Linked DNA regions of Homo sapiens: region 2 is linked to region 1. A link is a contact called in ENCODE Hi-C or POLR2A ChIA-PET data. All regions are on one chromosome and are shown on one strand. Each heading gives the region's core, a stretch centred on a gene start or an enhancer-like site at or near the end of the contact. The rest is flanking DNA. Distances are from core to core; before and after follow the strand shown. Region 1 overlaps ARID1B (AT-rich interaction domain 1B). Region 2 overlaps ARID1B (AT-rich interaction domain 1B).

What was found. A loop is a pair of places that touch in the nucleus more often than their neighbours do. ChIA-PET counts read pairs that join two places held with the same protein, here RNA polymerase II (POLR2A). Pooled maps may share reads with other maps.
Region 2: a loop to region 1 is called in a map of natural killer cell, with 7 times the contacts of the local background. The contact joins two enhancer-like sites. A Hi-C loop is called at or near these places in 5 of 168 maps with a recorded cell type or tissue (PC-3, chondrocyte, mammary epithelial cell and 2 more) and 10 of 50 pooled maps. POLR2A ChIA-PET finds 5 or more read pairs at or near these places in 4 of 52 experiments (MCF 10A, OCI-LY7, PC-3 and 1 more).

The regions. Positions count from the first base shown.
Region 1 is chr6:157,097,612-157,102,021 of GRCh38, reverse strand. The region is part of intron 5 of ARID1B (AT-rich interaction domain 1B); the gene reads right to left. Among named protein-coding and RNA genes, the nearest start is that of TMEM242, 220 kb to the left of the region's middle. Within about 2 kb of position 1,686, at least 5 of the 41 ENCODE cell types and tissues checked have a DNase peak (open chromatin) inside an H3K27ac peak, as active enhancers do.
Region 2 is chr6:157,140,955-157,145,813 of GRCh38, reverse strand. All of the region lies in intron 7 of ARID1B (AT-rich interaction domain 1B), which reads right to left. Among named protein-coding and RNA genes, the nearest start is that of TMEM242, 180 kb to the left of the region's middle. RefSeq lists enhancers at 1-85, 86-935. Within about 2 kb of position 1,798, at least 10 of the 41 ENCODE cell types and tissues checked have a DNase peak (open chromatin) inside an H3K27ac peak, as active enhancers do.

The sequences.
Region 1 (4,410 bases), core at 437-2,936:
TAATAGATATAGAAATATTCAGAAATTCCATGTTTCAAAAGTTGTAGTGGCCATAGAAAAATTATTCCTTCCTTTCACATCATTACAGCTAAAAAGCCAACTAACCTAAGATGGATTTAGTTATCTGAGATGGAATATTGACATGATTAGTCAAGATAGCAAATCTGGAGTCTGAATGACAGACACTACTTGATTTCGGTTTTAATGCCTCAGATCCATTCTATCCTTCCAATTTTCCTACGTTAGCTGACTCTGGGCAAAAGTGAAGAAAGAAGGAGCTAAAGAGAGAGCACTGTCTAGAATATACATTTATTTGTCTTACAAGTTCGCAGGTAAATTAGAGATAGCTTGAATGTACCAAATGAGGTTAAAAAAAAAAAAGAGTACTCACTATATAGAGGGCAATGTCCTAAATTATATTCTTCGATTAGTAATTCAAGAAGATTGGCTTTTTATAATTAATGTGAAAAGACATGTGAAACCATGGAAATTTGGATAATTTTCTTGGCCAATCATCCTCAATACATGGAGATCATGAGGTGTTTAGTGGCAAGTACTTGGGCCCTCTTCATAAACTCTGTGACAGTGGCAAGGGTAAGACAGACCTATTCTTAGGTCCGTGTGAATTAAACTGGTTGTGGTTCTTGTTGAATTCTGAGAAGAAATGAGGAATGCTTCCAGTCACTTTGCAAATAACTCTATCATGATCAAGTTACTCCCATGGGATGGTGCTACAAAATCAATACATAGTTCATGGTTTTCAGCAATTAGCAATTGAATTAATTCTTCTACTCATCAAGAATTCTTGGTGGTGTCATTAACTTTAGTGAGAAATTAAAAGAACACATTGTAGCAACCAAATACTGATACATTACTACTATGATCGTGTTCATCTTGTGCTTCCCACTGACTGTGCAATTCTGCTGCTGCATCCAAAATTAAAACACTGGGTTGCTTTATTCTAGTACAGCCTCATGGAAATCGGCTCTCTTTCAAATCTTTAAAGTAGAATACGGGTCTCACCTGCCACCATCTGACTTTACCGATCTTCTGGAGGATGCATTTCTTATATTCTGCCAAACCCACTAGTAATTACACTATAACTTCTTACTATGGGTTGTATTTAGTTGCTCCTTTAATTTCTGCAACATGAAGAACTGGTCAGGATCTTTCCTTCCACCATGATAAATGACAATATAATTTTGTTAAGAGACAGCATTGGTTGGTTGCATGGTAGACTCCGCATCTGTGGAAATCACTGTACATCTTATCTCAGTTAGTAAGAAGCTAGAGTATGGTAAGATGGTACAGCTCTGCAACACAGCACAAGGATTTCATGGGTCATTTCTTTAAAAACCTGCATAATACCTAATGGTGTAAATGAAAAATACATTTTTGATAATCCATACATTCAACAAATGTCCTAGTCTCAGGCATTTATTTAGATGAGTTAGAAAACCCACAAGTTATTTAGACATAGCATCCTTCTGTTCAGTGTTTTCTATTTCACTTGCTTCAAGAACGGAAAAAAATCCCACTTATTCTCAGAATGAAGAAGCAGGCTGGCTGACACCAACTTCGATATGCTCCAAGCAAACTACTGAAATACAGAATCTGCTCAGGCTTCCGCTTAGTGGTTCCGGTTAACAGTTTATCTGAAGTGCGTGGGTGTGAACTTATAACACTTCCTATTGTTCAGCATGGGGTGTGTGTGCCTCTGTCTCTAATAAGATCACCTCACCCTTTACCAAAAGGTCCTGTATCAGGGCAGAGGGGTGGGGAAGATGTTGGTGAACAGGCTGTCAACACAATTCTTTATTGTGAATAAATCCTATCTCAGATTAGAGCAGTATAAACCAGAAAGTAATGTTCTTCCCTACCTTTCAACTGAGAACACAGAACCACAGCAATTTGGTGTCCTCACCTTGAAGGAGTTAAGCCCCTGCTTTGAGAGATAAACCTTTTCATGTCATACAGCTCGAAAGTTCATTCAAAACGGGGCTAGACTTTCCTAAATCCTTATCCAAAATATTACAGACTATTCATGTGTCATTAGGTCCTAAAAATACAGATAAATGGGCACTTCAGAGGCTATCTGACTTGGATACTCCCGAGCCATGAAGGGAATAAGGATACTTCCAATTCCCGAACTTGAGAGAACAAGACAGCTCCCACGCACCGTTCACAGGGCCATATACCTTTATTCTAAACAAACTAATACACTGTCAAAAACCTGCCGGATTAAGCTTTTCAACTCTCCTCCCTACTGTGGTCTGAGTGTTCCAAGTCTTTTTCTAAACCTCACTCCTAGGCTTGAAGATAGATTAGCTATAAAGGACGATCAGCCAACAGGTAGAAAACAGAAGTGAGTATGATGTGGTCTATGTGAATTATGTCCTCATAAAAGCCCTTAAAGACCAACTTATAAAACGTTACTCACCCAGCCTGCTATCATAGATTCAAACCAGAACTTTTCTTTTATTAATTAAACATACTAAAACTACACAATGTTTTTCGCATGGGTCCTCCTCATAACTCTGTGACAGGTGCGAGGGTAAGACAGACCCTTGCAAGTTGGTTTAATAGTCTGATCACTAATACCCATGAGATCCCTTTTGGGGAGATACCTTCCCACAGAGAACTTGGGGCAAAGAAACTGAAAAGTCTCTGGCAAGGCAAAGGACAAGTTAAGTCAGAGGATACATGGTGATGCACGGACTTCTAGACTTAACTATTTAAGTCAGCACAGCTTTGATTAAAGATAAACTGGAGTTGGCCCAGCGCAATGGCTCACGCTTGTAATCCCAGCACTTCAGGAAGCCAAGGCAGGCAGATTGCTTGAGGTCAGGAGTTCGAGACTAGCCTGGCCAACATGATAAAACCCTGTCTCTACAAAAATGCGTGGTGGTGGGCACCTGTAATCCCTGCTACTTGGGAGGCTGAGTCAGGAGAATTGCTTAAACCTGAGAGGCGGAAGCTGCAGCGATCTGAGATCATGCCACTGCGCCCCAGCCTGGGTGACAGAGCGAGACTCCGTCTCAAAAAAAATAAAAAAAATAAACTGGAGTCATAAAACATTTACATACAGAGGATTCTCCGCATTAAAATGAGACATTTTTAGTCTGGATGACTGCTAAGTGGCCTGAAAGGTGTGGGAATATAATGTGCTTTGGGTTTGACTGAGGCACAACTCTCAGGGTGGCGGCTGGCACAGCTCAGCCTGGGTCCCACTGCACTTGCCACTCCACTCAGGACCGACTCTGGGGAGGTGAATAAAAACTGTGTCTTTGTGGATAAAACAGCCATTAAATAAAAGATGGAACTTTAAGGAAAGCTTCTCAACTTTAGTTAACTTCAGATGTGAAGACATGAATAGTAAATAGGCAGTATGACCAAAAATGTGATTTGGTTGAAAGCAGGAACCACTTCTAACTTTGGGAATCTTGAGGATCTGCGAGGCATCCCCTGTGAAAGTCCATGATGTCCTGAAGTACATCAACTACCATGCTGAAAATCTGGCATTCTCATCAAAACACACCCTTTGCAATAGCTTTAAAGCTCAGGCATACAATTCCAAGGTCTACTGGGCCACGTGAAAACCCACTTGTGGAGGGAAAGGTCTATTCTCCACATTTGGGTATGGCATCGCTAGCCCGGCCTTCCCCCAGGAAGTCCGGATTCATAGCACTCTGCTATCTGTAAGAAAAGAGGTAGGTTCTGAACTTTCCTCAGGCAGAACACCAGACATAAAATGCTGAACAGCCACCAGCTCCATTCTCTCGAATCCTCGCTTTGATGTAAGGTAAGAGGCGGCGGGGAGAACACCAAATAGAGGGATGGTTTATATTTCTCTCACCAGGGCAAATTAATAAAAACAAAACCTAATTTTTCCCTTCTCTCACCCATTCTTATTCCTCCTCAATATTTTTCCTCTTTCTAAGATTCCTTTTTTGTTTGAGAAGCTTAATATTTGGCTGCCTCTGAAGAAATGGGTATAGTGACAGATGAAAGACTTGTATTCATCGTCTAATTCAGAATAAGGGGAAAAATCGACTGCTGTGCATTTTAGATTCTAACAACCTTGCAATTTTGTATAGTCGTTTCCCCCACCCGTTCTTTTGAAGAAATCTGCTTTTATTCTGCTAATAACTAACCACAGTTGCAGCAGCATGGATCCGATTAGCAGTTCTTATGACACAAAGGGGAGAAGAAAAAAAGCTGTGAACAGGGTTGCCAATTTGTCCACCTGGGCCCCCAGGAGAAAGATTAGCTGAGGCGCCTGCCTGCTCCCTTTCTTCCACTTGATCGCTGCTCTGTGCTGCCGGATAGAGACAGGCCTTTTTAAAGCCAAGGCACTTTCCTTTAATCAAAGTTTCACTCGCCTCCACCCTCTCTTGTCACAAATTTCTC
Region 2 (4,859 bases), core at 549-3,048, 44 kb before region 1:
GGCTGTGAATAACAACAAATGTCCCATGGTCACGTGGCTCACAACTGGAGGACTAAGGTCTGAGCCCAGGCATCCTGGAGTGTAGCTTAGAGTCCAAGCATGACACACTCTGCTACACAGTCTCTCAAATATTTAAGAAAAAGCACATTTATGTAACAATGTTACCCTAATGGTCAAAACCGGCTTTCTTAAATTCACACATATAAAGTTCTATCACCTACAAATCTGCAAGAGACCTCTGCAGACTTCTCCACATTTACTGCGCGTCTGATCTCTGTGAGAGCCACTGTGTGCATTTTCATTTGGCTGTCCGGGAGGCGTGTGTTATTCCCTACAGGCGACGCACGGGCCACTGTCCGTGCAGATGTGGGCAGGCACGCTTTTTGTCAAGGGCCAGATAGGAAATAGTTCAGGCATTTGGGGCAAACAGTCTCTATCACGATTGCTCAATCCTGCCACTGTAGCCCCCAAAGCAGCCACACACACAGATGGGAGTGGTGATGTTCCAGTAAAACCTTATTTACAAAAACAGGTAGTGGGCCAGAGCGGGCCACAATCTGTGGACTCCTGATACAGACCGGTCTTGGGACAAGCTAATAAACTGCTACACTAGCAACAGCAAGTAAGACCTGGTCAAGTCAGCAGCTTCCTTAGTCCCGAACACCACCTGGAAGGCTGAGAAAGGCTTCAGGGGATGCCAGAGAGCACAACAACAGATCTGAGGAACTGGGAAAGAAAGTGGAAGACACAGGGGAACAGGAAACAGGAACAGGAGAGGCACAGCGCAGACACCTCGGGTGCGCTGGGCCACACGCCATTAGCTTTTTTATTGGCAGCTCCTTAAAGGCAAACTGCTTCGGCGTGAAGAGGCACTGCTTTTGCACAGCTGAAGTTTGCAGATACCATCAAAACTTTGTTTTCAAGTTAAAATAAAAAATAAAAAAACACCACTGTTCATCAGTTTCAAAGTTCTTTACAAAAATTTCTTAAGTTGCTTCTGAATCTCCCATCCCACGGGACACACATAGGCTCCCCTGTCTGTTTTCCCATCACGCAGTCTCGGCGGAAAAGGCACCTTCTGTGCACCCTGGTAGGTGGGCACAGAGCAGGGGCCAGCTGCTGGGCCCTTCCTCTTCCCACGCTTACCCAGAGTCCCAGTCCTCACGACTTTTCCCTGTGAGAAGGAATTCAGACTCCTCCTCCTCCTCCTCCCCAAGCTCACATCCCCTTCGCTTCCAGATGATCTGATAAGATCAGTGAAATACAGTGCTCCTTCTTAGCTCTTGCTTTTATTAAAAATAAATATACTCATTCATAGTTTGAATGCACAAGTAATTAATTCATATATTCATGCCATTACTTGAGGGCTAGTTTCCACCCTCCCCTAACACTGGATAAGTGACTCAGTTGGTAAGAAACCTTTTTCAGTGAAAACTTATGTGCCCTTTGCTTTAGAAGGAAATGAAATAACGTTTTAGTCTTGTTTTAGAAAACAAGCGTTTAGACTATACCCATCATGCGGTTTTATTAGAGAAAGAAGGTTTCTGAGTTTGTAGAATTCTGCTTATAGCTGGAATGCGGAAATGCTGGCACTCCAACCTCCTGGGTTTAACTGGGAGTCAAGGGCTGTATCTTAATGAACACAAAGGAAAGAAACTACTGAGATGTTAAGTTACTCTGTACCCTACCTCCATCTCTCACTCATGTTATATACTAAAGAGAGAGGAGCTGTGTTTCAATAGCTTTGCCCAGTTCGGCAGCTGGTCTTCGTCTCCTGGCAGGAAGCATCTGCAACCTGGGGGAGCATGCGTTCGAGCACAGCTATGCACACCAAGACACGCGTGTGTGCACTTGTGCTTAGAAAGGCGCTTAGGCCAGGGGTGCCAATCTATTTCTCTCCAATCAGTTGGGTTGATTCCATGAATTGGCACTCAAAAGTGCATGTCAAGGAAAAATGTTCTAATTACAGAAGCCTCTATTGGATAGAAGAAATACAAAGTCCCCTTTTCTTTTCTTTGAAACTTTCCTCATTAGACTCACGTGCCTGGACAAAAATAGTTTCTAAAGGCTTAAAACGGTTTAAAAGGCAACAATGGATAAAGCACAGGCTTCAGCATCTGGGTGTGAATACTGGTTCTGACACTCCCTAGCAGCGTGACAAGTGGTTTAACCTCTCTGAACTGTGGTTCTGTCATCTGTAAAGTGACTACGATAATGAGTAAGAGGTTGAAAGTAACAAGTACAGCGCCAGGCACCGCACTGCCTAACAAATGACAGCTGCCATCGTCATCAATGGCCATAACAACATCACTAACATCACCCCCCCCATCTTTTAAAAATGTGTGCATGGGGTGAAAAATGATTCATGCCCCCCCCAACTACTCGATAACGTATCTTTCTTCCCAAAATAAACAAAAACCAAATATGTAAGCCAAGCAAAATATGAGAGGAAAAGCCAGGAATGAGAAGTGCAATCTTATTTCCATGTTTCTCTAATAGGTTAGTAATTTGTTGGCACTGGCTTTGACAGAAAACAGATGGATCCAGCATTAAGCACAATGAAGGCGGCAGATGCTGGGCCAGCCCACCTCAGCTGGACTGGTCTTGCAGCCAAGTCCAAGGACCCACAGTTTTCAAGTGGGTTCATCTTGGCACACTAGCTTTGGAAAATTGGTCACCAAATGAATTCAGATTTCTACCCACCAGGAGTTCCATTCAAGCACCAGAGAGAGGAAGCAGAAGCTAGACCCTATTCAAGTCACCATCATCATTTCAGGCAGATCACAAAAATTTCTATACCTGACTCCAGAATATTTAAAGTTGATAGTTGCAATGCATACTCAGAGCTTACTGCTTTTTGTAAACTACTAAATGTTTCCACTCATATACGAAATTTTGCTTCTAAGTTCCAATCACTCAACAGTTATGAACAACTACTATGGGCAAGGTTCTGCGTCATTCCCTATATGATGGAGGAGAAAATGGAGGTGAATGCAATAAATCAGAAATCTTACCCTTGTGGAAAAAAGAAATGCATAATTAGCTACATACTATGATAAAGGCAGTTGTGAATTAGGGCTAAATATGCATTTATCTTGTTTTGTAGCCAGTGATGTTTACCATTTTTATAACAGTTACTACAAAATATTGTTTTTTTTGTTGTTGTTTTTGTTATTGTTGTTGTTTTTGAGACAGAGTCTTGCTCTGTCATCCAGGCTGGAGTGCAGTGACGTGATCCCGGCTCACTGCAACCTCTGCCTCCTGAGTTTAAGCGATCCTCCCACTTGAGCCTCCTAAGTAGCTGGGTTTACAGGTGTGTACTACCATGCTAGGGCAATTTTTGTATTTTTAGTAGACACAGGGTTTTGTCATGTTGCCCGGGCTAGTCTCAAACACCTGGCCTCAAACAATATACCCGCGCGGGCCTCCCAAAGTGCTGTGATTACAGGCGTGAGCCAATGTGCCCGGCTTTGTCATGTCTATATTGAGATATAAAAAATTCTATAATCCTGTAATCGACAGCACAATCAAGGTACAGAATATTTCTCTCACAAGAAATGAAAGGAGGGAAAAGTTCCCTCTTCCCCTTCTATAAGTCAACCTTATCCCCATGCCACCCCCTGGCAACCACTGATCTGATTTCCGTTCATGTCATTTTATTTCTCTACAACGTCACATGGAGTCACACAGTATAGGCTTTCGTGGCTGGCTTCTTAGCATTATGCCTTTGACATCCATCCACACCGTTGCATGCATCTGTACATTCCCTTTCAGTGCTGAGTAGTAGTCCATTCTTGGATATGGTTTCCAGTTTTTGGCAATTACGAGTAGAGCTGCTAAAAATTTGTATACAGGTCTTTGTGTGGTAGGAATATGTTTCATCTTTCTTGGTAAAACCCTAGAAATTAGATTGCTGGCTGTATGGTAAGTACGTGTTTATAAGAAACTGCCAAACTGTGGCTGTACTATTTTGTATATATTCCCATCAAATACTGTGTGAGAGTTCTAACTGCCAGCACTTGATATTCCAACTTAAAAAAATTAGCCATTCGAATCAGTATGTAATAGAAATCAACGTGGCTTTAGTTTTCATTTCCCTAATGAAAAAAATTTTGAGGATTTTCCATGTGTTTATTTGCTGGTTATCATATTTAAGTAAGATCTTTTCTGTGAAAAATAAAGTTCTATTTCAATACAGCTTCTTTCAATTCTATCTTTCTACTTAGATCTATCACACAATGCTGCTCTTTCAGCCAGAGAAATGCATCAAGTAGATGATCACAAATACAGGTTCATCAAAATGAAAGCTGACTTACCGCAAGTTGCATTAAATCCTATTTGTGGGAATAAATAGAGAGAATTTGTTTTCTGAACTATACATAAGGTACCATATTTCTCTTAGGTCAATATGCATTTTAAAATTCTTTAAAATGTAAAACTTACAATATTACACAAAGTGTGTAAAAGAAGGAGAAAGACCTATTATCTTACCTTACAGTGTCACTTCAATGTTTCACTTTTGGTAGTTTTTTTCCATTTATGTTACAACAATTATTGTCTTCCTTTTTAATTACAAAGTAATGCACGCTCAATGCAGAAAATATGGAAGCACAGAAACAGACAAAAATTATCCTTAGTCTCACTCCACAAGGATAATATACCAGGTACTGCTCTTAGGCATCGAATGGTCAACCCAATACTGGTCAAGCTTCAAGGCAGGAGGGGACGGAGTATCAGTGACTCTGGATTACTCTGCCTTAGCAAAATTCATTCATTTAAGAAAGAGTTATTAAGGGCCTCTTACATGCCAGGCTCTGTGCTAAATGCTGGGGATTCAGCAGTGAATGAAGACAAGAGCT